Regions from separate parts of the Homo sapiens genome. Here regions 1, 3, 4, 5, 6 and 7 are each linked to region 2. The links are chromatin loops, found by intact Hi-C in ENCODE. Cell type or tissue: PC-9. All regions are shown on one strand.

Region 1 (4,000 bases), 210 kb after region 2:
TTATAATGAAAACCTGGTGGCAACCTAGATGTTTAATATCGTTTAGCTTTAAAGAATGTTGATGCAGCTCTTTATTGATAGGAAGAAAGTTCAGCATATGTTACTTGGTGAGAAAACTGGGCTGTTGAGCAAAATATTTGCTATATGCATAGAAAAAATATGGACTGATAGAAAAAATGGGCAGGGTAATTCTTGAGTGATAGGACTGATAGTGGTTTCATTTTTATTTTTAAATTTTCTGTATCTTTGAAACTTGTTTACGGTGAATCTTGTTTATATATGCAAAAGTTTTGTAAAGAAATTATACTATCAAACTTAATGAAAAGCTAGAATATATACTTACACCAGGTCTTTAGCATTTTAGGTGTCCTATGTCCTTAATTACTGAAGATTTTTTTACATTTTTCATCATCTCTGAGTGTTAAAGTCTCTGTACGTAAAAGCTTTTAGTAAGTTTCACAATCTGGCTTATATTTCAACAACTGAATGCACTAAATATTACTTGGCATTTACAAATGCATGTGGTAATTTGGAAAAGTGCCTTTCTTACAACATAAATCTTCCAAGTAACTTTGAAAGTTGTTGTAGTCATCATCTTGAAAACTAGAAAATGTGAACACTCTAACTTGTATAAAGAAATTCCAAATGTTATTCATCTTATGGTCTATTTTGTAATTTGTTGGAATCATTGAAGTGCTTCAGGGAAATTAATTCGGCAGGGTTTATTTAAGTGCCTAGAGCTTGATAAATTAGAGTGGAGTTTTAGCATGCAGAGAAATGGTGCCGTCATAGGACTGCATCTTTTTGTCTGTACAATTCCAGTATCAGCCTATAAGCTCTGCGAGTTAGGAAACTTGGCTGTGGTTTTCCTGTGGTACTCATAGGACCTCACAGAGTGCAGAATACGTGATACAAGTGATCATGACAAAATAGTGAACTTTTACTCAGCAGTTAATATGTGCAAGGCACATACTATGGTTTTTATGCATTATCTCATTTAAACTTCACAGCAGGTCTCGATAGGTGGTTTTCAACCTTTTGGTAGGGGGCAGGGCTGGACTGTGCTTTGCAATGTATAAGAAAAATTCAGCTGGGCGCGGTGACTCACGCCTGTAATCCCAGCACTTTCGGAGGCCAAGGCGGGCGGATCACCTGAGGTCAGGAATTCGACACCAGGCTGGCCAACATGGCGAAGCCCCGTCTCTACTAAAACTACAAAAATTAGCTGGGCATGGTGGCGTGTGCCTGTAATCCCAGCTACTCAGGAGCTGAGGCAGGAGAATAGCTTGAACCCGGGTGGCGGAGGTTGCAGTGAGCCGAGATCGCTCCACCAGGCACTCCAGCCTGGGCAATGAGTGAGACTCCATCTCAAAATAAAAATCAAAATGGCAAGTGTTTTTTGTTTTTTTTTTAATTCCAAACTGCCCTAAATTTCCATAGTTATGGAAATGCTTTGTAAAGCCGTTCATTAAGTAGACTGATATTCAGGTTAAATTAGAGCATTTTCTTAAAAGTCTGTGTCAATTGTGGGTTAGCTTTTTTGTTTGTTTTTGACAGAGATGAGGTCTCACTGTGTTGCCCAGGCTGGTCTCAAATTCCTGAGCTCAAGGGATCCTCCTGCCTTAGCCTCCCAAAGTGCTAGGATTACAGGCATGAGCCATCATGCCCAGCCAGAATGTGGGTTTGAACAAATTGAGATAACAGTGAGAAAAAACACCAGAGTTCTTTAGGGTTACATCGACAACTTTCTTTGTAAGAATGATCTTTTCAATGTTTGCCATGTTTTACTTTGCTGTCTATAATGTGCAGAATTCCTGCTAGTGATTGAGTAATTCAGGAATCCCCAGTCCCTGGGCCACAGACTGGTATTTGTCTGTGGCCTGTTAGGAGCCAGGCTGCACAGCAGGAGGTGAGTGGTAGGCAAGCAGGCATTATCACCTGAGCTCTGCCTCCTGTCGGATGAGTGGCAACATTAAACTCTCATAGAAGAGCAAGTCCTACTGTGAACTGATCATGTGAGGGATCTAGGTTGAGTACTCCTTATCAGAATCTAATTGCTGATGATCTGAGGTGGAACAGTTTTCTCCCAAAACCATCTCCCCCGGCCCCTGGTCTATGGAAAAATTGTCTTCCATGAAACTGGTCTCTGGTGCCAAAATGGTTGGTACAGCCAGGATACTAAATAGAACAATTCAGAGGCCAGGTAAGCACACAGATACTCCTAATGTAGTGCAGGATGTGCTGAGGCTGAAGGTGCTGGCATTTATGCTGGGCTTGAAGGATTTTTGACAAGTTAAGGAAAGTAGTATTAGCGTAAAATTTTGAAGGAAGGTCTTGAGAACAGATTGGTTTTTAAAAATACTGTGGGTAATTATGGAGTTATTGGAATTACTACCTGTTACTCATTCCAAATAGATCACCACCTTTAGGAGAAAGTTCTTTAGATGTCTTGGCACGGTGGCTTACACCTGTAATCCCAGCACTCTGGGAGGCCAAGATGAGGATCGCTTGAGCTTAGGAGTTTGAGACCAGCCTGGGCAACACAGACCTCATCTCTACAAAAAAAAAAAATTTAAAAATTAGCTGGGCATGGTGGCTTGCACCTGTAGTCTCAACTACTCAGGAAACTGAGGTGGGAAGACAGCTTGAGCCTAGGAGGTTGAAGCTGCAGTGAGCTATGAGCCCACCACTGCACTCCAGCCTGGGTGACAGAGTGAGACCCTCTCTCAAAAACAAAAAACAAAACCAAAAAAAGCTTCAAAATTATCTGGATTCCTCAATCTGCTCTTTGCTGCTTCCAACACATTTTAAATTTGGCATATTTCTGATTTCAGATTGTTTTCTAGAGCAGTGTCATGGACATATTTTTTCCTGAATCTAATTGAAAGCACACATTAGAAAACCTGTCTGGTTTCTTAGAGTCATTCTGTTTTGCAGGAACAAATGTTCTCTGATTCCTCAAAGAACTTCTCTTCTTTTGGACTGCTAAAGCTTTTCTTAGGAACTGTGCCATTTCTGTCTGCTCATATTTATAGAGGGAGGGCTATGGAATTGAGGAATGAGATGGGGTCTATTAGAAGTTGTAAGATTTGTATTCAAATATTTTAGTCCAGGCCGACCACAGTGGCTCATGTCTGAACCCCAGCACTTGGGGAGGCTGAGGCAGGTGGATTGCTTGAGCTCAGGAGTTTGAGACCAGCCTGGGCAACACGGTGAGATCCCATCTCTAAAATTTAAAAAAACAAAAACAAAACCCCAAATATTTCTGTCCAAAATAAAAAAGCGGAAGGAAAAGCTGTAGTTATTGTTCTACAGTTTGCTATTTCTACACTTTGCTAATTCAGAATTCTGTCACCCAAGGAATATGTGCATTGGAGGTGACTGCCAGATGCTCTTTTCCTTGCCAGGAGCAGTGTGGAATTCATGGGAGCAGTGCCCTTTTCTTGCTGGGCACCTTGGCACTGGCTGCGCACACCTGTACTCTTGGCCTCCCTTGTTTGCTTGGTGTGCTGTTGGTGTGGTGCCTTTTGTGGTGACACCAAGTGGGAATCAGGTAGACTTGACATACCCTCACCATCACCCTTTATTCCTCTGAATTAGGAACTGTGAATGGGATTTTGTTGGGATCTCTTCCAGACATTTTCCTGGCAGACAAGAAGGCAGCTTGTTGACATCACTGGTCCAATTGGCCTTCCTTCAAATTTGTCCCCTCTGACTTAACACTCTAAGAGATATCCTGAAATTTCTAGCTTGAGGATACCATCTTACCACAGTTTCCTATGCAGATACAAGTTTTCCCTTAATTGTATATTCTGCAGTTTATTTTGATGGGACATCGATACATTGCTCAAGATATGGATGAATTTTCCCCTAAGTTCAAACCTCCTTAGTAGCTTAAAAATCAGTTATTCTCTGGATAAGTATGGTGGCAGCTGAAGCTTCTGGGCTTGTATACAGCCTGCGGTATATCTCATCTGTGCTGTAGACAGTCTGTAAATCT
Region 2 (4,000 bases):
GGGCGCCTGTAGTCCCAGCTACTTGGGAGGCTGAGGCAGGAGAATGGCGTGAACCCGGGAGGCGGAGCTTGCAGTGAGCCGAGATCGCGCCACTGCACTCCAGCCTGGGCGACAGAGCCAGACTCTGTCTCAAAAAAGAAAAAAAAAAAAAGGAAAATTTCCTTTTGGTCCACTTAATTGGAAAAGTAAGGTCACTGTACATATGTCTTCTGGTACGTGGATTAGCAAGTGCACACTCCAGAATAAATAAACAAAACAAGTCAGAGTGTTCCCCCCCTCCCGCCCCGAGAGCCCAGGTGACAGCTTCCATCTCAAATAATATGTGTTCAGATGCACAGAGGGAAAATCAGACTGGATTAAAAGGAAAACAAACAATAGGAACTGTATCAAGATCCCAGCAGAAGAAATCATTCAACTCAGGTGGTTTAGATGAAGAGAGTTTAATCACAGAGGTGCACAGGGTGAAAGGAGTAACCAGATGATGAAGACCCAGAGAGGAGCAACGGCAGGAAGCTGCTACCTCCCCTAAATCGGAAGAAACGAGAGAGGAAATGGAGCCCGGTGAGGCCTGGAGCCATGGTGAGGCCTCTACCAGAAGCGGGAGTCACAGAGTCACTGCCAGAAGCAAGGCTCAAAGCTGGGAGGGAGCATGGGGGACAGGACACCCTGGCATCCTCTGCCCTCCACCCTAATTCTCTTTCCTCCTGCCCTCCATTCTCCTGATGGAGCCTGGCTCTGATTCTACCTAACAAGAAACCAAGGCAAGGGAGCCAAGGTGATAGGATCCAAGGCTCAGACCAGGGCAGAGAGGAGGTTAGAGCAGGTCCAGTTGTGGTGAAGGAGGGGCGTGGCAAATAGTTTCATCTTTGTGCTTTGTCAACACAAAGACTAAACTAGGTCTGGGTGCGGTGGCTCATGCCTGTGATCCCAGCACTTTGGGAGGCCAAGGCGTGGATCACCTGAGGTCAGGAGTTCAGACCAGCTTGGCCAACACATTTTCCACTTATTTTCACCACAAACAGCTGTATTATCAGCATTATTATTTTTGAACTTTGTCAGTCTTGGTAACATAGAAATATTTACTTATAATTCCTTGGTGAAGTAACAGGAGTGTTGCTGTTACCGGAAAGGGGTCTGGATCCAGACCCCAAGCGAGAGTTCTTGAATCTTGTGCAAGAAAGAATTCAGGGCAAGTCCGTAAAGTGAAAGCAAGTTTATTGGGAAAGTGAAGGAATAAAAGAATGGCTACTCCATAGGCAGAGCAGCCCCGAGGGCTGCTGGTTGTCCATTTTTATGGTTATTTCTTGATGATATGCTAAACAAGGGGTGGATTATTCATGCATCCCCTTTTTAGACCTTATCGGGTAACTTCCTGTCATTGCCATGGCATTTATAAACTGTCATGGCGCTGGTGAGAGTGTAGCAGTGAGGATGGCCAGAGGTCACTCTCGCCACCGTCTTGGTTTCGGTGGGTTTTAGTCGGCTTCTTTACTGCAACCTGTTTTATCAGCAAGGTCTTTATGACCTGTACCTTGTGCTGACCTCCTGTCTCATCCTGTGACTTAGAATGCCTAACTGCCTGGGAATGTAGCCCAGCAGGTCTCAGCCTTATTTCACCCAGCCCCTCTTCAAGATGGAGTTGCTCTGGTTCAAAAGCCTCTGACACTATTGTTCTCAGGTTTTCAGTTATCCTTACCAAGCTTTCTTTCAGAAGCCTCTCTCTCAAGACGCCCTTGTGTCTTGTGACGTGAAATAGGAGGAGAGAAAGTGGAAGAAGCTGGGTGGAGAAAATGAAGGCAGGAGCCCTTCTTCTTACCAATAGAACAACTGTGGTTTAAAAAAAAGGAAATGGAATGAGAACTATGGAGGGAATTTTGCAGATAGGTTCTTAGGCTCTCTGGGACTAATGACATGGAGTGAAGGAAAATGTTTGGTCTTAGAGATGGTAAACAGGTGACTTACACAGAACAAAGAGATGTGATAAAAGAGGAAGTGTTAAGGAATTTGAATTGAGTACTGACAAAGACTGGTACTGTTGTCCTTATGCATTGGGCAAAGTGGGCTGCAGAATTGCTCGACCTTCCAGGTGAAGTTAATGTTGGCCGCTAGGTGGCAATCACATGTCTTCAATAACCGAAGACATCGCAGGCCTGAGTAACTGGCCTTCCTGGTGAGTTTCATCAGTCCATCCACTGTCAGAGAATTATAGTTTCAAAGTCTGCTTGGATGCATTTTAATATTAAATCAATTTGTGAGTGCTCATTATGATTCGTCAAAATCATGGCCCCAAGCAGCTACTGTTTTCAAAGTAAGTGATGTGTGGTTTTCCTTCCACTGTTTGGGTGTTTACACTTAGAGCTTCCTCCTACTTCTTCTCCTTAGGAACTTGACACTATTTCTGCCATAGAAATGATGTTCCAGGCAACTATTTCTTACAAAAACAATAAATAGAACAGGTCTTGGGTCTGAAACAATTGGCCAGCTGAGATTTTGTTTTGTATTCATTTGGTTTTCCTGCTTGGTAGATTTAAACAAAGCTTTCCAACATTTTACTTTCGAAGCAAGATTCACACTGAAAAAACCATGTTACAGCACAATGTTGTAGACGCTAATCTATTCTGATGGATGTGTTTTTTATAGGTCTTCATTTGATTTAATATATATTTAAAACTGAGTTTGTCTGCCTGGTGAGAGATGAAGGAAATACAAATATAATCACTTTACAAAATAAATGCCTAAGATGGGGAACACTCAGCATATAGTGTTTATATATATTCACACACCAAGAAATAATCAAATATAATGATGCCAGCATTGATCGTAGATTTTCATAGCCACATATTTCTTGAGTGGTTTGTGCTAGCAAGGGAGACCCAGAGAGTCAGATGCACTCAAGCTTTTGTAATGAGGTGGTGCAGCATCTTCAATCCCCAGGGTATCTCCTATAACTTTCTACAGGATCTGATGCCATGCTAGAGAGTTGCGAAGCTCTGAATAGCTTTGCTTACATAGAGTGTTGGGTGTTTTGAGATTTATTTTGGAAGAGAAAGGAGAGAAGTTTCTCTGAGACATAGCAGGTCATATGTGGCTGAGCCTACAGCAAGGCCAGTGAAAGTGATTATGAGTCACTCATAGCCTAGGAGTGTGTCCCAACAGATATTTCTGATTTGGCCCCAGGCCACCATCAGACTATGTTGTCTTAAGTTGTCATATCTGGTAACTGCAAAAATAAACCATTTTAGTTGTCATATAAGATATTGTCATGTAAGTATTGACCTCTTCAAATGAATAATCATCTCAAGACCTTCAAACAAGAAGTGGTTCTAAGGTTGCATATAAGCATTACATATCGATGAAAACATTGATCACAGACATATTACAGCTGAGTACCAAGTGCTACTGGAGTCACAGCAACATCAGTTCTGGATTATCAATGTTTATGTCCAAAGGGGAGATAAATTGTTGACAAGGTAGTAGTCAGGGTAAGTCAATAGTTCAGTGGGAAAGCATTAGGGACAGATCTTTTTAGCTTTACCCTCTTTACCCACCAAACACTCATTTTTAATTAGGAACAGATTCAATGTGAAGGATAGGCTCACTCATCACTGTGGTGAGACATTGTTCTCATGTCCTTCACTGCCCACACTCTTTTTATTTTTATTTTTTTATTTTTTATTTTTTTATGAGACGGAGTCTCGCTCTGTCGCCCAGGCTGGAGTAAAGTGGCACAATCATGGCTCACTGCAGCTAAGACCTCCCCCGGCTCAGGTGATCCTCTCATCTCAGCCTCCAAAGTAGCTAGGACTACAGGCACCTACCTGGCTGATTTTTCTATTTTTTTGTAGAGATGATTTTGCCTTGTTGCCCAGGCTGGTCTCAAACTCCTGGGCTCAAGAGACCTGCCCGCCTCAGCCTCCCAAAGTGCTGGGATTACAGGCGTGAGCCACACCACCCGGCCATTGCCTACACTCTTTATCCAGAGTTTATTTGGTGATTTTCA
Region 3 (4,000 bases), 300 kb after region 2:
GATCAGTGCTTTTCAAAGTGTGGGTAAAGTATTTACTAGCTTATAATAATTAAGGAGTTTGAGCTGGGTGTGGTGGCCCACACCTGTAATCCCAGCACTTTGGGAGGCCGAGGTGGGCAGATCACCTGAGGTCAGGAGTTCGAGACCAGCCTGGCCAATGTGGCAAAACCCCGTCTCTACTAAAAATACAAAAATTAGCTATTACATAAAATTATTGAGATTTTATGTAATAGTTAATTATTGAGCATGCCTGTAGTCCCAGCTACTTGGGAAGCTGACGCAGGAGAATTGCTTGAATCTGGGAGGCAGAGGTTGCAGTGAGCCGAGATCGTGCCACTGCACTCCAGCTTGGGTGACAGAGCAAGACTCCATCTCAAAAAGTAATAATAATATTAAGTTTGGACCAGAAATTCACACAGTTACTTCACTAAGCACATTGTTTTGTTCAGCTGACATATCTTTTGTAGGACTTTCTAGATGAAGGAAGCAGTACATTGCATTGCATTCTGGAGGAAGTTTGCTATCTCTGTGAGCACCTTGAATAGCACTCCTTAAGTTGCAATTTCAGCATGATAATCAGTAGGATGTCCGAAAGTTGTGGTTTACCAACAGGGATTACTGTGGGATTCAGAGAAGAGAAGATAGTTTCATGCTAGGGTGGTCTTTGAATGCTTTAAGGACTGGGCAAAGTTTGACATGATGCTTAAGAATTCTCTAGGCAGAGAGATTCTGCAGGGCAATCCTGTGGATAAAGAATGAAAGAATCAGCCGTGTGTTGAGAATGTAGAGGGTGTGATGGGAACCATGAATCTGAGGAAAATAGGAATCTAGAAAAGTAGCAGTGTCATGAACCTGAAGAAGTAGACTGGAGCCAAATCATAGAGGCCTGAACCCAGATAAAGGAATTTGGAGATTATTTTTGGAGGGAAAACAATTAAAGCACTTGACCCAGAGGAATGACCCAATCAAAGTATGTTTTAGGAAGACTGGTCTGACGTTGCTGTGCAGGCTACAGTTTCACTGGGAAGAAGAGAGAGGCAGAGATTTGTTGGGAAGCTGTTTGCAGAGTTTCCAAGTAAGGTGATAAAGTCTTAACTACAGTAATGGTGGTAGGGGGAAAGAAATAAACCAGATTCCAGAGACATTTCTAAAATGATTCACATAACTGAGACTTACAAGGCACAGGGAAGAACCAAAAACAACCAAGATATGACACTTAAGCAAATGAATAGGAAATATATGACCAAATTCATCAATTTTCAGATTGCCTTGTGTACACATGTATCTAGTATTGTGCTAGCAATACCACAGTAAGGAAACCCCAGTTTCCTTTCTATATAAAATGAAAATTTTAGTTCACCCATCCAGCTGCTAGGGCGTTTTATAATTAGGGCCAGGAAGAAGAACTGGATTAGGCTAGGAAGTGAATTTGTCTCAGGTTAGAGAAATAAGAGTTTAATTGTTTTATATTTTAAATGGCTTTCTCTTTCCCAAGGTGCTGATAGCTTATTGGATATAAGTTCTGAAGCTGACCAACAAGATCTTCTCTCTCTATTGCAAGCAAAAGTTGCTTCCCTTACCTTACACAATAAGGAGTTACAAGATAAATTACAGGTATATAAATAGATTGCTATCATGGACTATTCTGTAGAGTCAAGCTCTTGGTCTTTTCAGTAGTCAGATGTATTTTGTTTTAAATGTGTACATTAGTTTCTTTTTAAATATTAGCTTTAAGCATCTTATAGTTTCAGATTATTTGTTTCATGAGAGTGTTATTCATTAACTCTTTCTGTAAATTATTCAACTGGTAAATTATAAATAATTATACACATAGTATGATCAGTATTAAATATTCTATATGTTTAATAAATTATATAAATAAAACAAAATTTATAGAAAAAATTCTATATAAAATATACTATATGCATAGAATGATGCATAATATATAATTTTATATTTTGATTTTATATATATTAAAATTTTACGTTTTAAATTATATATGTATGTGTGTATGTATATATATATATATATATATATAAAATATTATCCATTTAGTAAAGTTGATCATTTAACAGGTTTAAGTACTTGATAAGAAATGGCTGTACCAAAAAATAAGAAGAAGAAATAGCTGTACTATATATCCATTACCCCTCTTGGCAAGTAGAATGATATAAGAAATAAAGGAAATTTTTGAATTGGAGGCTTTGTAGAGAAAACAATTTTAGTGTTTTCAAAGTGACACAAATCGTCTGTCCCAATAGAACCCAAAGCAAGCTTTGTGTCATTAGTCCCACTCATGTCCCAGACTGTCTTTTTTCATGGCATGAGAATACACAGGCAAAGTGATCATGCTACTCTCCCGTACCAAAGTTGCGGATTTACTCCTCTCATTCTAGTTGCTTGCTTAGCTAACCACGCCTTTGGTATCTTTTTTTTTTTTTTTTTTTTTTTTTTTTTTTTTTTTTGAGACGGAGTCTTGCTCTGTCGCCCAGGCTGGAGTGCAGTGGCGCGATCTCGGCTCACTGCAAGCTCCGCCTCCCGGGTTCACGCCATTCTCTTGCCTCAGCCTCCCGAGTAGCTGGGATCACAGGCGCCCGCCACCACGCCCGGCTAATTTTTTGTATTTTTTTTTAGTAGAGACGGGGTTTCACCGTGTTAGCCAGGATGGTCTCAATCTCCTGACCTTTGATATCATTTAATTCTTGCTTTTTTTTCCTAGGCCAAATCACCCAAGGAGGCGGAAGCAGACCTAAGCTTTGACTCATACCATTCCACCCAAACTGACTTGGGCCCATCCCTGGGAAAACCTGGTGAAACCTCTCCCCCAGACTCCAAATCATCTCCATCTGTCTTAATACATTCTTTAGGTAAATCCACTACTGACAATGATGTCAGAATTCAGCAACTGCAAGAGATTTTGCAAGATCTACAGAAGAGATTAGAGAGCTCTGAAGCAGAGAGAAAACAGCTACAGGTCGAACTCCAATCCCGAAGGGCAGAACTGGTATGCTTAAACAACACTGAGATTTCAGAGAACAGCTCTGACCTCAGCCAGAAACTTAAAGAAACTCAGAGCAAATACGAGGAGGCTATGAAAGAAGTCCTTAGTGTGCAGAAGCAGATGAAACTCGGTCTTGTCTCACCTGAAAGCATGGATAATTATTCACATTTCCACGAGCTGAGGGTCACGGAAGAGGAAATAAATGTGCTAAAGCAGGATCTGCAGAATGCATTAGAAGAAAGTGAAAGAAATAAAGAGAAAGTGAGAGAGTTAGAGGAAAAACTGGTAGAGAGGGAGAAAGGTACAGTGATTAAGCCACCTGTGGAAGAGTACGAGGAAATGAAAAGTTCATATTGCTCTGTTATTGAGAATATGAATAAGGAGAAAGCATTTTTGTTTGAGAAATACCAAGAAGCCCAAGAAGAAATCATGAAATTAAAAGACACACTAAAAAGTCAGATGACACAGGAAGCCAGTGATGAAGCTGAGGACATGAAAGAAGCCATGAATAGGATGATAGATGAACTCAATAAACAGGTGAGCGAGCTGTCACAGCTGTACAAAGAAGCCCAGGCTGAGCTGGAGGATTACAGGAAGAGGAAATCTCTAGAGGATGTCACAGCTGAATATATCCATAAAGCAGAGCATGAGAAACTGATGCAATTGACAAACGTGTCCAGGGCTAAAGCAGAAGATGCACTGTCTGAAATGAAGTCTCAGTATTCAAAAGTGTTGAATGAGTTGACCCAGCTCAAACAACTGGTGGATGCACAAAAAGAGAACTCTGTCTCTATCACAGAACATTTGCAAGTGATAACCACGCTGCGGACTGCAGCAAAAGAGATGGAAGAAAAAATAAGCAATCTTAAGGAACACCTTGCAAGCAAGGAAGTGGAAGTAGCAAAGCTGGAGAAACAACTCTTAGAAGAGAAAGCTGCTATGACTGATGCAATGGTACCTCGGTCTTCCTATGAAAAACTCCAGTCATCCTTAGAGAGT
Region 4 (4,000 bases), 160 kb after region 2:
TCCAAATTTAATGAAAAAGGTAGAGTCTGTACATGTTTGCTGGGCACAGTGGCTCATGCCTGTAATCCCAGCTTTTAGGGAGGGAGAGGCCAGAGGATAGCTTGAGCCCAGGAATTCGTGACCTGCCTGGGCAATATAGTGAGACCCCATTCGCCACAAAAAAGGAAAAAAAAAAAAGATAAAGTCTATACATGTTTTAGCACAGGATTTGGCTTTTTGGTTTTAGTTGTAAAACTGTATAGGGCATTGCTGGATGGAACTGGAGGCCGTTATTCCAAGTGAAGTAACTCAGGAATGGAAAACCAAATACCGTATGTTCTCACTTGTAAGTGGGAGCTAAGTTATAAGGATGCAAAAACATACAGAGTGATACAATGGACTGTCAGGACTAGGTTGGGAGAGAGGTGAGGGATAAAAGACAACATATTGGTTGCATTAAAATCTCAGAATTCATTGCTAAGAAATTCATGTATCAAAAAACTACCTATACCCCCCAAACTATTGAAATTAAAAAAAAAAAAACTATATAGGGCAGTGAAAACATTCAGCCACTAGTCAGGCCTTAGGGTCTGGTTCTGAATCTCATCATGAATAGGCTTTGTGACTCAGGCAAGTTTCTAAACTTGTCTGAGGCTCTGTTGCTACTTCTGTGAAATGAGGCACTTAGACTAGATGAGCAATCTTGACTTTTGAAGGGTGGCAACTACCTTGTAGAATCCAGTGAAAACTCAGAACCTTCCTCCCTGAAAAATGTAAATGTATACTTGCTAAAAGATAATTACATTCCATTTCCAGGGGACCACAGACCCATGTTAAATGAAGTGATTGCTTAAGATTCAGCTCAACTCAGAATTGCTGAGTCCCACAAGACCCTGAGAGTCTTGCATTGTTTAGAGAGGCCCCCTGAGGAATGAGCTATTTGATGAGGGAGGTTTTGTTGTTCCTGGCATTTTTCACTAACTGCCCTGTGCATTCTGGGGAGGGGAGACGGGAACAAACACTGAGAAAAATAAATAGGGAATGAGTGGCATCTGGAATATGAACTGTTTTCCTCATCACTTTTCACAAGGAGGTGGATGGCATGATTGCAGCACAGAAGATATGTTGAGGAATGACTTGAACATAGAGATACAGCATTTTGTACAGTGACAGTTAAGCAGTAACTTAGACTTGCTCTACTTTTAATGTTTGAGAACTCACTGATATAGAAATCTAAGAAGGTCCAGTTCAGAGAAGCAGAGAACAGAATGGAAGTTACCAGGAGCAGGGGTGGGGATGTGGGAGTGGGGGGTTGGGGGAGGTGGATGGGGAGATGTTGGTCAAAGGATGCAGCGTTTCAGTTAAGAGGAATAGATGAAGAGATCTATTGTACAACATGGTAATTATAGTTAGTGTATTGTATACTTGAAAAATTCCTGAGAGTAGATTTAGAGTGTTCTCATCACAGTGAAATAATAAGTATGTGAGGCAATGCATATGTTAATTAGCTCAATTTAGCCATTCTACAATATATGCATATTTCAAAAGTCATGTTTTACACCATAAAAGTATATACAATTTTTATTTGTCAATTAAAATAAATATTAATAAGAAGGAAAAAATTAAGGTTTTGGTTAATTTGAAAATGTCAGAAGCTTCTAGGAAGTATATCGTAAGTGGAAATATGTTATTTACCACTCCTCAGCTGTTAACTGACCACCTTCCCAACGCAACCCTGCTCTGTCTCCTTCCCATGACCCAAGTTGTAATCCAATCAGGAGAGAATACCTTATTTGGAAACCTACATATGTCCTTTTTTTCTCTGCTTAGGTGTTGAAAAGTCTCCTCTAGAGCTTTGGAAGGCTGAATGCACTAAACATGAAGAGCTTGAAAGCGAAGTTCAGGAAGAGTGACGTGAGTATGCGGTGACTCACAGTCTGGCTGTTCCTTCTTCTCCATGGAGCTGCAGAAACGCTCCTCCCCACCTTGATAAGGCGCTGTTGGGTTAATAAACTACAGACACTCAAGTGCTCTTGGCCCCAGCTCAGGGTAGCTTCTGTAGATGGCATGCTCTAGGTTCCTTGCTGTTTGTGTGCATAGCTTTCAAAAACAATGTTTTTTTATTTTTATTTTTAATTTTGGGGATCTGTGCCTTGTAGAGAAAGGAACCGTCACATTAAACATCTTCAAAGGAAGAATCAGTAAAAACCTCAACATTTCTAAAGTTGCCAGAAATCCTGATTCAGAATGTCGTTTTTAGAAGAAGCTAGTCTCTCTCATGCGGGTGGTTTAGGAATGACATATTAGCATGGTTCATCTTTGGCTTTAGGAAACGTGTTCAACTCTCTGTTAAGGGTTTTGTGGTAAAATGGTATCTACTGCTGCCCGTACCTTTCCTCCCCCCGAATTCCAGGGACTCGTACTCATTTGTTATCTAACCAATCCATAAAAGACTCTGGATTGGAGGAAGCAGTTATGATGTCAGAGTTATGAAATAAAGTCTCCCCCAGGAGAAGAGGGAGAAAAACATAGCAGAGGGGTTGTACACGATAATATTTTTTTAAAAGGTCACCCCATAAACCCTTCTATGATCCCAGTCTTGTATTAGCTGCATTCCAGATACTTTGAGCAGAGTTGTGGAGTGGGAGAAATTAATGGAAGGGAATTAGATGGAAGCCAAGGTATGTCACTCTCAAAATGGGCTTGTTCAGCTATCATTTCAGGCGAGGTAATTAAAGATGAACCTGGATTTTATTGCTTTGCCGTGAATTATATTTTGACAGCTTGGCACAGCTGCATTTTTGCAATAAATGGAGGCTGTGTCTTTTATGGCTGATATGTAACTTGCATACCTACTTCTGGCTGAAGCTTATCTCCTGAGGCTGCATCATGACATGTAACTTACTGCCCTGATAAAACCCAGGCTAGATGAGATGCTTATGGGATGATGGTAAAATACCGACCCACTTAAAGAAAGAACTGGGAAGCGTTATGAAAAAAGTTGATCTTACCTTCTTATCCTTTAGGTAAATTAAATAAAACTCATAGAGTGCAAAGAGACTTCGACAAAGACAGAAAACTAGCTGTTGGCCAGAGTGAAAGTCCTGGTCATCCGACTTCCGAGAAACCTCCTTCAACCTCATCGTCTGCTGGCTGTATGTTATGCAGCCTACATATCTCCCGTGGCTTTCAGCTAAGGAGAAAAAGGCAATTAAATGGAAAATGTTGCCCAATTCAGCAGATAGGGGTTTCTAAATTTTGTGACCAGGTTAACAAATGTCTTTTTCTATTCCAAGGGAATCTAGGTAGCTTTCATTTACATAGGTTAAGATTATTTTTAGCAAAATTTCATCAGTCTAGACTTCCATATATATATGAACAGGGGCCCAGAGGAATGATAGGCACATAAACTTTTGGTTTAAAAATCAAAAACTGGTGGCAGTAGGGAGGGTGTTGCTGGAATCTAGTTAGAAAAACTGAAATATTTCCATGATTTAAAAAAATCCACTGTAATAACACTAGTAAAAGCTCTGGGATTTGGCAGCAGAAAAGGCTATGATTTTGGCAGTTAGTGCTAAGAGAAGAAATGTTGAGAAGCAGACCTGGGGGAGGAGAGCCTGGGGAGGAGGAAATTGGTATAATGGAGCCCAACAATTTCAAATGGCTCTCCACATCCAAATTGTTTCCCCAAGCACAGAACCGTACAGCTAAATGGAGGGAATAAAAAATGACAACAACAACAAAAACATTTCAAAGCCTAGTTTGTTAATCAACCATATGATAATAATGCTAATAATAATTAACCATTAGGAAGTATTAACCAAATGTCCAGAGGTATACTAAGCTTTTCATGTGAAATTCATTTAATCTTGCCACAAATCTTATGTGGTGGGTATTACTATTAAGCTCATTTTACAGACGAAGAAACTAAGGCCTTAGGGACATGCAGTCATTTGTCTGGGTTCTTAGAACTTTACGTTCTAGAACCAGTTTTTGCACTAAGGCAGTCTGATTCAAGAGC
Region 5 (4,000 bases), 380 kb after region 2:
GGTAATAAAGATAAATAAAACATGGTCATTAATCTTAAGGGGACAACATTCTAGTGTAAGAGAAAACATGAAGAAATAATAACATGAAATTTAAGTTCTGGAATAGCATTCTCAGTGCAATGAAAGGAGAGACAATCTATGAGAATTGGAAAACACTTCATAGAGAGGGTGACATTTGAGCCATTTCTTAAAGGACAAGTAGCAGTTCATCCAGATGGAGAAGAGAAGCCATTCCTGGAAGAAGGAACTCTACATACAAAGGCACAGAAGCATGACAGAGGGCAGTGTATGGAGGAATGGTAAGTACTTTACAGCTGTTGTACAGGGCAGCATGTCCTGAAAGGGGCTGCAAGAAATGCTGATTCCAAGGGATGTGTGCCAGTTCTCTGGGGGAGGAAGAAAGGCTCTGTAGCAGAAAGACAAAAATCATTTAAGGAAAAAAAAAAACAAAAAAAACAGGTTTAAACAAAGTGACACAGGTTACTTTTCTGAAGGGCTTCTCAGGACTTTTAATATACAAAACCTTCGGCTGGGTGCTGTAGCTCATGCTGTAATCCTAGCACTTTCAGAGGCTGAGGCAGGTGGATTGTCTGAGCTCAGGAGTTCGAGACCAGCCTGGGAAACACAGTGAAACCCAGTCTCTACTAAAATACAAAAAATTAGCCGGGCGTGGTAGCATGCGCCTGTAGTCCCAGTTACTCGGGAGGCTGAGGCAGGAGAATTGCTTGACCTGGGAGGTGGAGGTTGCAGTGAGCCGAGATTGTGCCACTGCACTACAGCCTGGGCAACAGAGCAAGACTGTCTCCTAAAGAAAAATAAAAAAAAAATTAAACATTAAAAAAAATACATATATATACAAAACCTTCCTTATTGGCATGTTGGGAACAAATCAGGTTTTTAACATTTTTATTTTTATATTTTAAATTTGTAGTGACGAGGTCTCACTATGTTGCCCAGGCTGGCCTCCAACTCCTTGGCTCAAGTGATCCTCCCGCCTCAGCCTCTCAAAGTCCTGGGATTACAGGCATGAACACACCATACCTGGCTGCAAATCAGTTTTTTAGAAACCATTGTATTTTACATACCTAAAGTCTTTTTGAAATGATCAGTGATTTAAATTTTGGCAAATAAAACCTTGCCCTGTCTTTAGAATCAAAGTAGAGAAACTAAGGTTTGGTTTTGTTGAAAGCAAAGGGTGTAGTGTATACTTGCCCTGAGGGTATACATGAATACTTTTGCAGTTTGGTAAGGAATTTTGGCCCCACTTTAGGACATAAAGTCTTTATGAACTATGATTATCTCATCAACTATTTAATCTGATCATAGAAATATGACTTCAGTGCATCCCTATGAATTAATCTTTTTGATTCATGGTGGTTAAGAGCTGTAGTTCTGGAGACAGGCAAGCCTGAGTTCAAACCCCAGGACTACCACTTTCTAGCTATGGGCAATCCTGGTTTCTTCATCTATAAAATGGGGATGAAGTATAGTACCTATCTCAGTGTTGTTGTGAGAATAAATGAGATAATGCATTATATGTAAAGTGCTTAGCAGAGTGCCTGGCCCCATAGTAATCATGTACTAAGTAACAGCTATTTTTAGTTTTACTGAAAGCTGGTCTTTGACTTTATTACCTTCTACTGGCACCACTGTTGCACGAAGCAAACGGAGATAGGGGCTGAATATTTTGAAAAGCTACTACCAAGCTGATGTGGAAAATATTTTGCTGGTTAACATCTCGAAAAAGATATAGACTTATCAGGTTCTGGAAACACTGTTAGTCTCATAGACAAGCAGTCTGACACAGTCACCTAAACTCAAAGATAATATATACACTATGGAAATCAGTTGTCCTTTCAGGTTTCAGACAAGGGGAATCCTGCCACCTTGTGGTGCGACAGAAGTAGGCCCGAGGCTGATTCCCACTTACTATCCCTAGCAGAGATGCAGCCCTCTTACAGTTCTTTGCCCACCTCTGAATTTATGAGACCCCTGGGCAACTAACTTAATCTGTGCCTATTTCTTCAGCTAATTTGGAATCTCATTATCTCCTGGTTTACTGCAAAGGAAGTTAAAGTGCCAGATAGCTTTCTATATTTTATACAGTCCAGTAATAGAGAATGAGCCTGTCTTTAGTGCAACTTGCATAGAAACCCCAAGTTCATAAAATTTTGTATTTCATATTCTACAGAACAAATATTCTTTTCAAGTAAAAAAAGGGCTATGAAAACCACTTTTTTCAGGCTTGAGGTAGAAATAGGAGGTGACTAAAGAACACTTAATAGTAACTGTGTTTCTGGAGCAGTCTTTTGGATCATAATACATCAAATTCCTGCTCAGCTCCTTCAGTAATGGGAAATCAGAGGACAGACATCTCAACGGCTAGAAACAAGCAAGAGAGATCTTTCACAGGGCCTCGGGCTGTAAGTCTCCGAGCTCGTGAGAAGAAACCACTTGAAAATCATCAACTATATAAAAGGCCCTAAATTAGATAAGTTTTCCACCTGGGATTTAAACAATCCAGGTGGCTCAAATATCCCTGGTTTGCCATCTGAATCAAGGGAAGAGCTCCCTGCTGTTTAGGAAGAAAACCCGAGACTCTAGTAAGATTTTAGAGGCCTATTAGAAGAGCCAGCATTTTGAGAGTATAGTCATGTGGTGGAATAATGGTGACACAGTCGCCTCAGGCTAAGTTCAGCCTTTGGCTCAGGTAAGGCAATGAGATCTGCTGCTGGGGGAGGCAGGGCCAGTTATGGAGGAAGAGAAGGCAAGAACCAAGAAAAATGCTCAAATGGTTTTCTCCTTTCCTCTAGGTCTTCTGTTATCAAATTGAAAACCTCTATACAGGATAGCCAACAATAAAGACAACCTTGTTGATGATAAAAATTCTCGACCACAAAATGTTTCTCAACACTGATAGCAGTGGCAGATCTAAAACAACGGTTTTTTATTAAGGACTCTGGGAAAAAAAGGTCCACTTAGCAGCAGCATTCCAGGTGAAATACCCAAGAGCCATTAGAAACTAGGATCCTGGCTGGGCGCGGTGGCTCATGCCTATAATCCCAGCACTTTGGGAGGCCGAGGCAGGCCAATCATGAAGTCAGGAGATTGAGACCATCCTGGTCAACACGGTGAAACCCCATCTCTACTAAAAATACAAAAAAAATTAGCTGGGCGTGGTGACACATGCCTGTAAACCTAGCTACTCGGGAGGCTGAGGCAGAAGAATCACTTGAACCGGGGTCGGAGGTTGCAGTGAACTGGGATCATGCCACTGCACTCCAGCCTGGCGACAGATAGAGACTGCGTCTCAAAAAAAACAAACAAAAAACAAACAAACAAACCCAACTAGGATCCTGATCTATGACTTGGGGGAAAGAAATCTTTTAGTCACATGCTTTAAGTTAGTTTTTTGTGTCACTGGAACTCCATTACCTTCCATTTCCCTTTTTCTAACTCTATTCCTTTCAGTTCTGACTTTTTAAAAAATTCTGCGATACCTAAGGAGTTTATTGGTGAACACTTTCATGTACTACAGTTGACCACTGAACAATGCAGGGGCTAGGGCTGCCAATGCCTTGTGCAGTCAAAAATCTTTGTATAACTTTGGATTCCCCCAAAACTTAACTGCTAATAGCCTACTGTTAACTGGGAGCCTTACTGATAAGCTTAACAGTTGATTAACACATATTTTGTATGTTATATGTATAGTATATAATATATTCTTACAATAAGTAAACTAGAGAAAGGCAAAGGTTATTAAGAAAATGATAAGGGGCCAAGTGTGGTGGCTCATTGCCTGTAATCCTAGCACTCTGGGAGGCAGAGGAAGGCAGACTGCTTGAGCCCAGGAGGTCGAGGCTGCAGTGAGCTGAGATTGTGCCACTGCACTCCAGCCTGGATGAGAAAGTGAGACCCTGTTCAAAAAAAAAAAAGAAAGAAAATAAGGAAATACATTTACATTACTGTATTTATTGATTCCGTTAAGTTTACATTGTCT
Region 6 (4,000 bases), 86 kb after region 2:
TTGCATTGGGTATTATAAGTCATCTAGGGATGATGTAAAGGATAAGGAAGAATGTGTGTAGGGTATGAGCAAATACCACACCATTTTACATCAGGGACTTGAGCATCCATGGATTTTGATATCCAAGGGGAGTCCTGGAACCACTCCTCCATGGATACGGAGAGACAACTGTACTAAAAATATGCCTCTTCTCTCATTCATTCATTCACTCTCCATAAATGCAATGAACTTCTACTATGTGCTAGGTTCTGTGCTAGACATGGCAGACATAAAAATGAATAAAGACACAAGCTTATCCTTAGGTTGCTCAAGGTCCATTATAGGAAGTAGACAAATAAATCAAGTAAATATATAAATCACACTGCTTTAAATAAGTAAAGCAATAGAAGCATGCACCTGGCAGAAGCATGAATCCTCTATCTGTGGGTTCAATGAAAACTTTCTGAAGAAGATGAGAGCTAAACTGAGGTTCAAAAGACAAATCCAAATATTCCAGGTAGACAGGGGAATAAGGTATTCTAGCTAGAGGGAACAGAATGATCAAGGAATCAGGGATGAAACAAACACTGAGGTGGAGTAGAATCTTTTTTTTTGTTGTTTGTTTTTTGAGACAGAGTTTCTCTCTGTCTCCCAAGCTGAAATGCAGGGGCGCAGTTTTGGCTCACTGCAGCCTCTGCCTTCTGGGCTCACTGGATCCTCCCACCTCAGCCTCCAGAGTAGCTAGGACTACATGTGCCACCAAGCTTGACTCATTTTTTAATTTTTTGTAGGGACAGCGAGGTTTCATTATACTGCCCAGGCTGGTCTAGAACTTCTGGGCTCAAGCCATCCACCTGCCTCAGCCTCCCAAAGTGCTGAGATTACAGATTTGAGCCACCATGCCTGTGAGTAGAATCTTAATAGTCCACTTTGCCATTGCGAGAGATTTGGAGCTCATCTTGCAGAGAATGAGCAGCCATGGCCAGACCTGCATTTTTGGAACTAATGCCCACTGAGCCCACTTCACTTTGCCCAAATCTCCCAGGCTGGCTCCCTTTCCTGCCCCCTTCTAGTCTTCCCATGCCCAGCATTGACAGTCAGATGGCTCAATTCTTTCCCCTAGACATACCGACCTTTCACCACTAGTCCAGGCATCACACCTTGACAAACTTTCTTTCATGATAAACCTTGTTACTCCACTAGACACTGACGAGATTAAACTTCAAGCACAATCTCCATAACTTTCCTATAGGTTTTCCTGAGTTTTATGGACCGGCCTCCAATCTGTTATTTCATTGAAGAAATAACTGCTACTTTATCTCAGAAGATGTGCTCTGCTGCTAGGTGATATGTTCTATAGTTTTTCAGCTAGTTAGAAAAGAAATTTGCCAAGTTCATGATCAGTGTGGTTGCGTGACTGATAATTATAAAACCAAATTGAAGGGGTAATAGAAAAATGTTCCAGAAGAGACTCTTACCATGGCCCCAAACAGCTGGGTCAGGATGACTTCATGGGCTATTTAACTTCTAATTTCTAGATTACAGGATAATTTCAATAAAGGCTATGCTGGCCAATTACTGAGTCAGCCACACACTTGAGTTACTGCCATTTCAACTTTTACAACGGAATGGAGAGGTGAGTCACATTTTATTAGACAGCAACTGTGTCTGATAGAGCTTCAATGTACCCCACCATAAAAAAGTCAAGCACAAAGAAAAAATATACCAAGGAAGCCACAGTAGAGGGAAATAGTAGTGAGAATATCCCCTTTATCTCCAAGCAGTGTTACATCCCCCCAAAAATTCTCAGCCTATATATGAATGTTTTAGAAGGCAAAAATTATTTCAAAATGTGAAACATATTGTCAGCCTAATTTACTGGAATATGCAGTAAGGCATTTTCTTTCTCTTCTTCAAATTGGCAGATTCTGTTACTTAAACCTTGTGTTAGATCTCTCAGTTGTGAACGAATGCATAAAAATAGCATTCCAGTCTATAGTTGGGTCTAAGCCAATTAATGGGAATGAGGAAATGACTCACTGGAGAGTCTGAGATACTCTGTCTTTTAGGATTTATATTATCCTTTCCCCAGCACACTCATTTAAGAATGGACTTGAGCAAGATCTCAAAAAGCAAAGGCTGTCCCCCTCACATGGATATATATGTTCTAGAGAGTCTCCCAGAGTGAAACAAGTTCCGTGATTAAAGACTCACAAACAGCTGGGTGTGGTGGCTCACGCCTGTAATCCCAGCACTTTGGGAGGCTGAGGCAGGAGGATCACTTGAATCCAGGAGTTTGAAACCAGCCTGGGCAACGTGAAAAAACCCTGTCTTTACAAAAAAATATATAAAAATTAGCTGGGCATAATGGTATATTCCAGCTACTCAGGAGGCTGAGGTAGGAGGATCACTGGAGCCCAGGAGGCAGGGGTTGCAGTGAGCCAAAATCCCACCACTGCACTCCAGCCTGGTCAACAGAACAAAGCCCTGTCTCAAAAAAATAAAAAATAAAATAAAAAAGCAGAGTGAGTTCTTCACCATGCACGCCACATCTTAACAACCATTCACTGTGGCAGAATTCTTTTTCAATGCCCCTTCACATTCTTTTCATTCCACAAGCGAGAGAGACATTAGGGGTGATAGTTTGAGGTTAACACCTCCCTTTAAACATCTTCTGGGTTCTGATTAGCAAATGATATGGTTTGGATCTGTGTCCCACCCAAATCTCATGTCGAATTCTATTCCCTAATGTTGGAGGTGGGGCCCGGTGGGAGATGATTGGATCGTGAGGGTGGATATCTCCCTTTGGTGCTGTTCTTGTGATGGTGAGTGAGTGTATTATTGTGAGGTCTGGTTGTTTAAAAGTGTGTGACACCTCTCCCTCTCTCCCTCATCCTCTTGCTCCTGCCATGTAAGACACCTGCTCCCGCTGTGCCTTCCACCATGAGTCAAAGCTCCCTGAGGCCTATGCAGAAGAGATGCTGCCAAACTTCCTGTACAGGCTGCAGAGCAATGAGCCAATTAAACCTCTTTTCTTCACAAATTACCCAGTCTTGGGTATTTCTTTATAGCAGTGCAAAAAATACAGACTAACACAGTGAGTTTAGGGCTACCAATTTCCTTTTTGACAAGCAGGGTGAATGCCAGCTGAAAACATCTGTAAATGGCAGAAGCAGAGAGAGAAAGAGGTGACACTAGTGATGAGGGGCTTCTTAATGTTCAACAAAGCAACACTGAAAATTCAGAACAACATAGCTTGAACCTACATATCCCTGGTGTGTTCTATACAGAGCACAAAGCTGTTCTTTGAGCTGGGTTTTGCAAGAAAGAGCTAGGGATCCTATTCAAGGGAGGCAGTCATTTAGGATAAGCTGAAACTATATAGTGGGCAGTTTCCTTTTTAAGCATGAGAAGAAAAGGCTTCCTTCATTTTAATCATGCAGCAAACCTCAGTGAAATGTGACAGGCATGGAGAGAAATTAGACCATTGAGAGAAAAATGGAAATAAACATGGTTTGGTTGGGGGGAGGTGAAAAAAACAAGGGAGAAAAAGCTAAGCAAAAAATCAAAACATAAAAGGAAATGTGTTGGAGTTGTTACAAAGGAAACCAAAAAGAGATGTGTACATAAGCTCTTAAGGCAAAGAAAAGTATGTAGGCAAGGGGTTGGAAAAAGAAAACAGTGGTGTGTAGACGAGAAAAGGAAAGAAGACACAAGATGAAAGCAAGAAAACAATATATACTATGGTTAATGGTAAATGGTTCATTTATATTTAATACATTTTTAAAAGGATAAGCCATCGTACCATGGGAATTCTAACACTGCCCACTGTAAAGGTTATATAATCCATTGCACTTTTGTGTAGGAAAATAAACCACAGACCCAAGCCACTAGTCCCTGAAAATGACTGCCAGCATGTCAGTGGGTAATGGTTCTTCCGGACATTAGAATGTATTCTTGGAGCATCATCTACAACCCACAGGGGAGATCTGTCTTTAAAGATGTTGTACATCACACATCC
Region 7 (4,000 bases), 190 kb after region 2:
TGCTCATTCTCCAGCCTGGCACATAAGAGGTGGTCAGTAAAACTGTCGAATGAATGAGTGAATGAGTGAATCACAGTTAACCTCAGTTATAAAGATGTAATCATCAGTCTTCCCAAAATTCTTACAATACTGGACACTTTAAAGGAAATGAGGCTTTTTTAAAAAAAGAAAAAGCATTTCCTGGCAGGAATTTATGTATTTGTATGCAATATGTGGGTAGTTACAGTACAGTGCAAGAAAAACAACCATATTTCCTGTCCTCTAGGAATTTGAAATCTGTAAAGAACTCTAACATTGGAAATGCCTGATAACATACATCTGCAGTTATTTGTGGCAAAAGACAAGGCAAATAGGCAAATATTCGGTATTATAAAAAATGCACAGATTTCAAAGGACAAGTATAGGTGGATTTACATGCCTACATCTTTTGAGGTGAGTGGAAATTTGTACATGATAATCTAGGTGAGGCTGAGGCTCCCTGGCTGTGACAGTTCCCTTTGGGCTATTCCCCTGTACCTCCTGGGTCAGCTGATCTGCCTCCATCCAGAAAAGATGCTGAGGAAAGTCAGGAGTGGTCAGTAGCTTTTGTCATGTGGGTAGCTAATTACAAGTTTTGGGTTAATTTTTTTTTTTTTTAATTGAGACAGAGTCTCGCTTTTGTTGCCCAGGCTGGAGTGCAGTGGTGCAATCTCGGCTCACTGAAACCTCCACCTCCTGGGTTCAAGTGATTCTCCTGCCACGGCCTCCCAAGTAGCTGAGCCTACAGGTGCGTGCCACCATGCCTGGTTAATTTTTGTATTTTTAGTAGAGACAGGGTTTCGCCATGTTGGTCAGGTTGGTCTTGAACTTATGACCTCAAGCGATTCACCCACCTCAGCCTCCCAAAGTGTTGGGATTACAGGTGTGAGCCACTGCGCCCGGTCAAGTTTTGGGTTAATTTCTCAAAATGTCTTCTCTCGCACGTTTCTTATCTTTTCACTCTTTTCTCCTGCTTTCTAGGTCTTTCTTCTTTGAGAGGAAAGGGAGAGACCCTGGTTAGGCCAGAAATCCATGGAGAAGAGTTTTCTTCCTCTTCTGCCTTCCACTGTGGTTGGTAGATTTTCAAGATTTTAGTGGAGATTGATGGAGGATCCTGCAGGCTGCAGCCTCATCCCCCTCACAATGTATTTTTTGTAATAGGTGAAATGCTGCTTCTTTATTATGGTCAGGAGAAATGTTCTCTCACTGCTGGTGGCCAGTATATAAATCTTAACTTGTATGTTTATATATTCAGCATTATGTATGTGTATGTGCGCATGTGTGTGTGTTTGTGTGTAATGGATTTTAGTTGTGCATTTAGTAGGATAAAACACATGCATTTCTTTCATTTATGACTTATACTGTGACTAATTGTGGTTCATTTTAAGACTATTTATTTTAAAGAGTTACCGCAAAAAAGTCTTTGAATTGTTGGCATGCTAAAGTTAATGATAATAAGAATCAAGATTTTGAAAAGCACACTTCTTAATTTCTTCTTTCCTCATTTAACCAGAGCTGAACAGCTTACAAGTAGAAATCATGGGTTTTGGTATATAGAAATATAGGCTTAAAAATATGGATGCAATTTTAATACAATGCAGTTTTATGAGGCGGAATATCTTAGTTGTTTGACCCTAACCGACTTCATTAGGATGTTGTAATTCCCCTCCTTTAACTTGCCCATTTTGGGCGGGGGGGAATCCTTGTGGAATGCAGTGATTCAAGAGCTTAAGGACAGCAAGAGAGCAGGGGTAGGGATGGTTACAAGGTAAGACGTGTAGTCCCTGAGCAAGGCCTCCTTAAGGATGTGAATTCTGATTACTGCAACTGAAGAAGACAGATGTGGGAAGAGAGTGCAAATCCCAGTCACCCCACCCATGCCCGTCTTTTGCTGGCTGAGGGGTGGCTCTGTGTCTTTTGCTCCACATCCCCTGTGAATGTGAGGGCAAAGAACTCTGCTGAAGTTGTTGGTCTTTTGTCAGAAGAAGGCTTTAAGTACTGGCATTCTTTCCTCATGAGCACAGATCCGGCTCCTGTTTCTCAGGGAGGGCAGTGAACTTGCTCTACATTCCTCATGGGTAATGAAGTTGTTCCCAAGCCTGTCACCACCACATCCTTCCAACCCTGCTCTTAAGCTTCTTTTTCAGAGGGAAGCAGAATGTTTACTCAGTAGGACATCCTAAAGGACAGAGGCAAGGCAAGGAGAGGATGGAGAAAAGCTCATTCTCTTTTGACCACAATCACTGTCACTGGCTGCAGGGTGTGGAAAATGGGAAGGCACAGTATATCATCATTTCCTCAGGACGGAATGCTGGCCAGTGCCCGATGGGAACAACAGCTAGCAAATTAGTGAATTGTGGCTGCCCATTATTTAAGAGAGAACACGTGGTAACCACCTTCAGTAAATAAATGCAGATGAATTTGGTGATTTACAACTCTTGTGTTTTCTTGTGGTAACACAGTTGTCCAACTGATCAGGCATGAATGTTAATTTACACACCATAAGGTACGTGGTTAGTGGTTCTCAACATTTTTAAACATGAGAAACCTGTTCTAACATACACAGAGTTCACAGATCTTTAAGAACTTTTAGCTGTTCTGTTATCTGTTGGTTGAGAAGACACATAATGGTGAGATCAAAATGTATTAAGTGGATTTGAATTACAATTATCATGGAACTTACTATATTTGAAAACTGTGTGTATGTAGCATATTACACACAATGGTGCTCAGGGATTCAGGATCTTTTCTCGTCCCCACCAAACTGAGGACCCTCCTCTGCCCTCCCCCGTTCTCAGTTCAGGGCCAAAGCCCCCAGGTTGGGATCTACTGGGAGAATCAAAAGATTGTGAATTTTGGGTCAGGCAGAGAGGGGATCAAATTTCAACTCTACCACATCCTGTATGATCTTGGGTAAGTTACTAAACCTTGCTGTGCCCCAGCTTCCTCGTCTTTAAAATGGAGATCAGTTCCTATGAAGACTTAACCTCCTAGGGGTTTTGGAGGAATTGAAGTTTTGTTGTACCATGAATAGTGCCTGCGCAGGAAAGGTGGCACTTAAAATTTTTTCCCCACTTCTTGCCTACTCTCCCCACCTCCAGGACAGATTCAAGACCAGTAATGCACAAGATGAAAATCAATAAGTTAATTCTTTCTGCCTCTGAGCATTCATTTAGCCGGTACTGTATGTTCTAGTTAGTAGAGCTATTTGACAAATGACTACTACTTTTAGTGGCGTAAAACAAATCTTTATTACACTCACCAATTCTCTGGACAGGGTACAACAGGGACAGCTCGTCTCTGATCCGTGTTGTGGAACTTCAGCTGGGCAGACTGAAAGGATGGGGGCTAATTACCTGGTGGCTCATTCCCTCAGCATCTGACGGATAATGCTGGCTGTCACCTAAGACCTTAACTGAGGCTTTTGGCCAGAACGCTGGTGCCCCATTGGCCCTGGCTTTCTCACAGCATGGTGGCTGGGTTCCAAAAGGAAACATCCTGAGAGAGCTAAACGGAAACCTCATCCATCCCCTGTCATGGTCTAGCCTTGGAAATCATACAGCATCGCTTCTGCCACCTTCCATCCATTGAGATTGTCACAACATCCCGCTCATATTCAAAGGGAGGAGAAATAGATTATGCCTCTTGATGCAAGGTGGTTCTGGAGAGTATATGGGAACAGAAATCTTACCGCACCCTTTGTGGAAAATCTCTGCCACGGTATGTGAGCAGTTTGTAAATTTATAGAAAGGGACTCCTTGAATGTCCTTGCACTGCTCTTCCCTGAGTTACCGTGGTTGCACGCTGGACTAAAAGCTAAGACCTTAACACAAAGACCTGAAATATAGTATCTGAACTCTGTCCCAGGGCACGTGTCACCTTCTAGCTTTGAACTGGAGCCTGGGTTTTCATCTAAAAGCTGGCTTTTAGATGTCTGGTCAATGGCATGTCAGTAACTGAACTCTGCGCTATATGCTAGGTG

Evidence for each region. Hi-C counts contacts between places; a loop is a spot of excess contacts. Peaks named below come from ENCODE experiments on the same cell type or tissue, not always from the same donor. Only the 100,000 strongest peaks of a DNase experiment are listed, where the experiment ranks them.
Region 1: a loop joins it to region 2, with 8 times the contacts of the local background. A loop is called at or near these places in 3 of 110 quality-filtered maps.
Region 3: it touches region 2 in a loop (3-fold over the local background); 19 of 110 quality-filtered maps call a loop at or near these places.
Region 4: it touches region 2 in a loop (5-fold over the local background); 11 of 110 quality-filtered maps call a loop at or near these places.
Region 5: it touches region 2 in a loop (13-fold over the local background); 89 of 110 quality-filtered maps call a loop at or near these places.
Region 6: it touches region 2 in a loop (5-fold over the local background); 10 of 110 quality-filtered maps call a loop at or near these places.
Region 7: a loop joins it to region 2, with 7 times the contacts of the local background. A loop is called at or near these places in 5 of 110 quality-filtered maps.

The regions. Positions count from the first base shown.
Region 1 is chr5:34,735,031-34,739,030 of GRCh38, forward strand. All of the region lies in intron 2 of RAI14 (retinoic acid induced 14), which reads left to right. Among named protein-coding and RNA genes, the nearest start is that of RAI14, 81 kb to the left of the region's middle. RefSeq lists enhancers at 671-1,171, 1,172-1,672, 1,679-2,218. In PC-9, no CTCF peak of the experiment used is centred here; DNase peaks (open chromatin) are centred at 1,095 and 1,851; H3K27ac peaks cover 2,097 bases.
Region 2 is chr5:34,521,206-34,525,205 of GRCh38, forward strand. No RefSeq gene overlaps it. Among named protein-coding and RNA genes, the nearest start is that of RAI14-DT, 130 kb to the right of the region's middle. RefSeq lists an enhancer at 1,826-2,349. In PC-9, CTCF peaks have their summits at 2,102 (motif pointing right) and 2,306; DNase peaks (open chromatin) are centred at 886, 1,626, 2,086 and 3,146; H3K27ac peaks cover 3,241 bases.
Region 3 is chr5:34,820,237-34,824,236 of GRCh38, forward strand. RAI14 (retinoic acid induced 14) reads left to right here. Exons shown (of 18, transcript NM_015577.3): 14 at 1,496-1,614; 15 at 2,720-4,000. Among named protein-coding and RNA genes, the nearest start is that of TTC23L, 17 kb to the right of the region's middle. In PC-9, no CTCF peak of the experiment used is centred here; no DNase peak of the experiment used is centred here.
Region 4 is chr5:34,685,063-34,689,062 of GRCh38, forward strand. RAI14 (retinoic acid induced 14) reads left to right here. Exons shown (of 18, transcript NM_015577.3): 2 at 1,810-1,893. The coding sequence starts at 1,858. Among named protein-coding and RNA genes, the nearest start is that of RAI14, 31 kb to the left of the region's middle. In PC-9, no CTCF peak of the experiment used is centred here; a DNase peak (open chromatin) is centred at 1,889; H3K27ac peaks cover 2,493 bases.
Region 5 is chr5:34,896,577-34,900,576 of GRCh38, forward strand. TTC23L (tetratricopeptide repeat domain 23 like) reads left to right here. Exons shown (of 11, transcript NM_144725.4): 10 at 194-299; 11 at 2,814-3,935. The coding sequence ends at 202. Among named protein-coding and RNA genes, the nearest start is that of RAD1, 17 kb to the right of the region's middle. In PC-9, CTCF peaks have their summits at 1,909 (motif pointing left) and 2,113; DNase peaks (open chromatin) are centred at 1,255 and 1,865.
Region 6 is chr5:34,607,442-34,611,441 of GRCh38, forward strand. No RefSeq gene overlaps it. Among named protein-coding and RNA genes, the nearest start is that of RAI14-DT, 47 kb to the right of the region's middle. In PC-9, no CTCF peak of the experiment used is centred here; DNase peaks (open chromatin) are centred at 1,580 and 1,990; H3K4me3 peaks cover 287 bases; H3K27ac peaks cover 2,528 bases.
Region 7 is chr5:34,715,790-34,719,789 of GRCh38, forward strand. All of the region lies in intron 2 of RAI14 (retinoic acid induced 14), which reads left to right. It overlaps LOC124900960 (a long non-coding RNA gene), which reads left to right. Exons shown (of 3, transcript XR_007058730.1): 2 at 1-432; 3 at 1,000-4,000. Among named protein-coding and RNA genes, the nearest start is that of RAI14, 61 kb to the left of the region's middle. In PC-9, no CTCF peak of the experiment used is centred here; DNase peaks (open chromatin) are centred at 1,732 and 2,082; H3K4me3 peaks cover 1,872 bases; H3K27ac peaks cover 4,000 bases.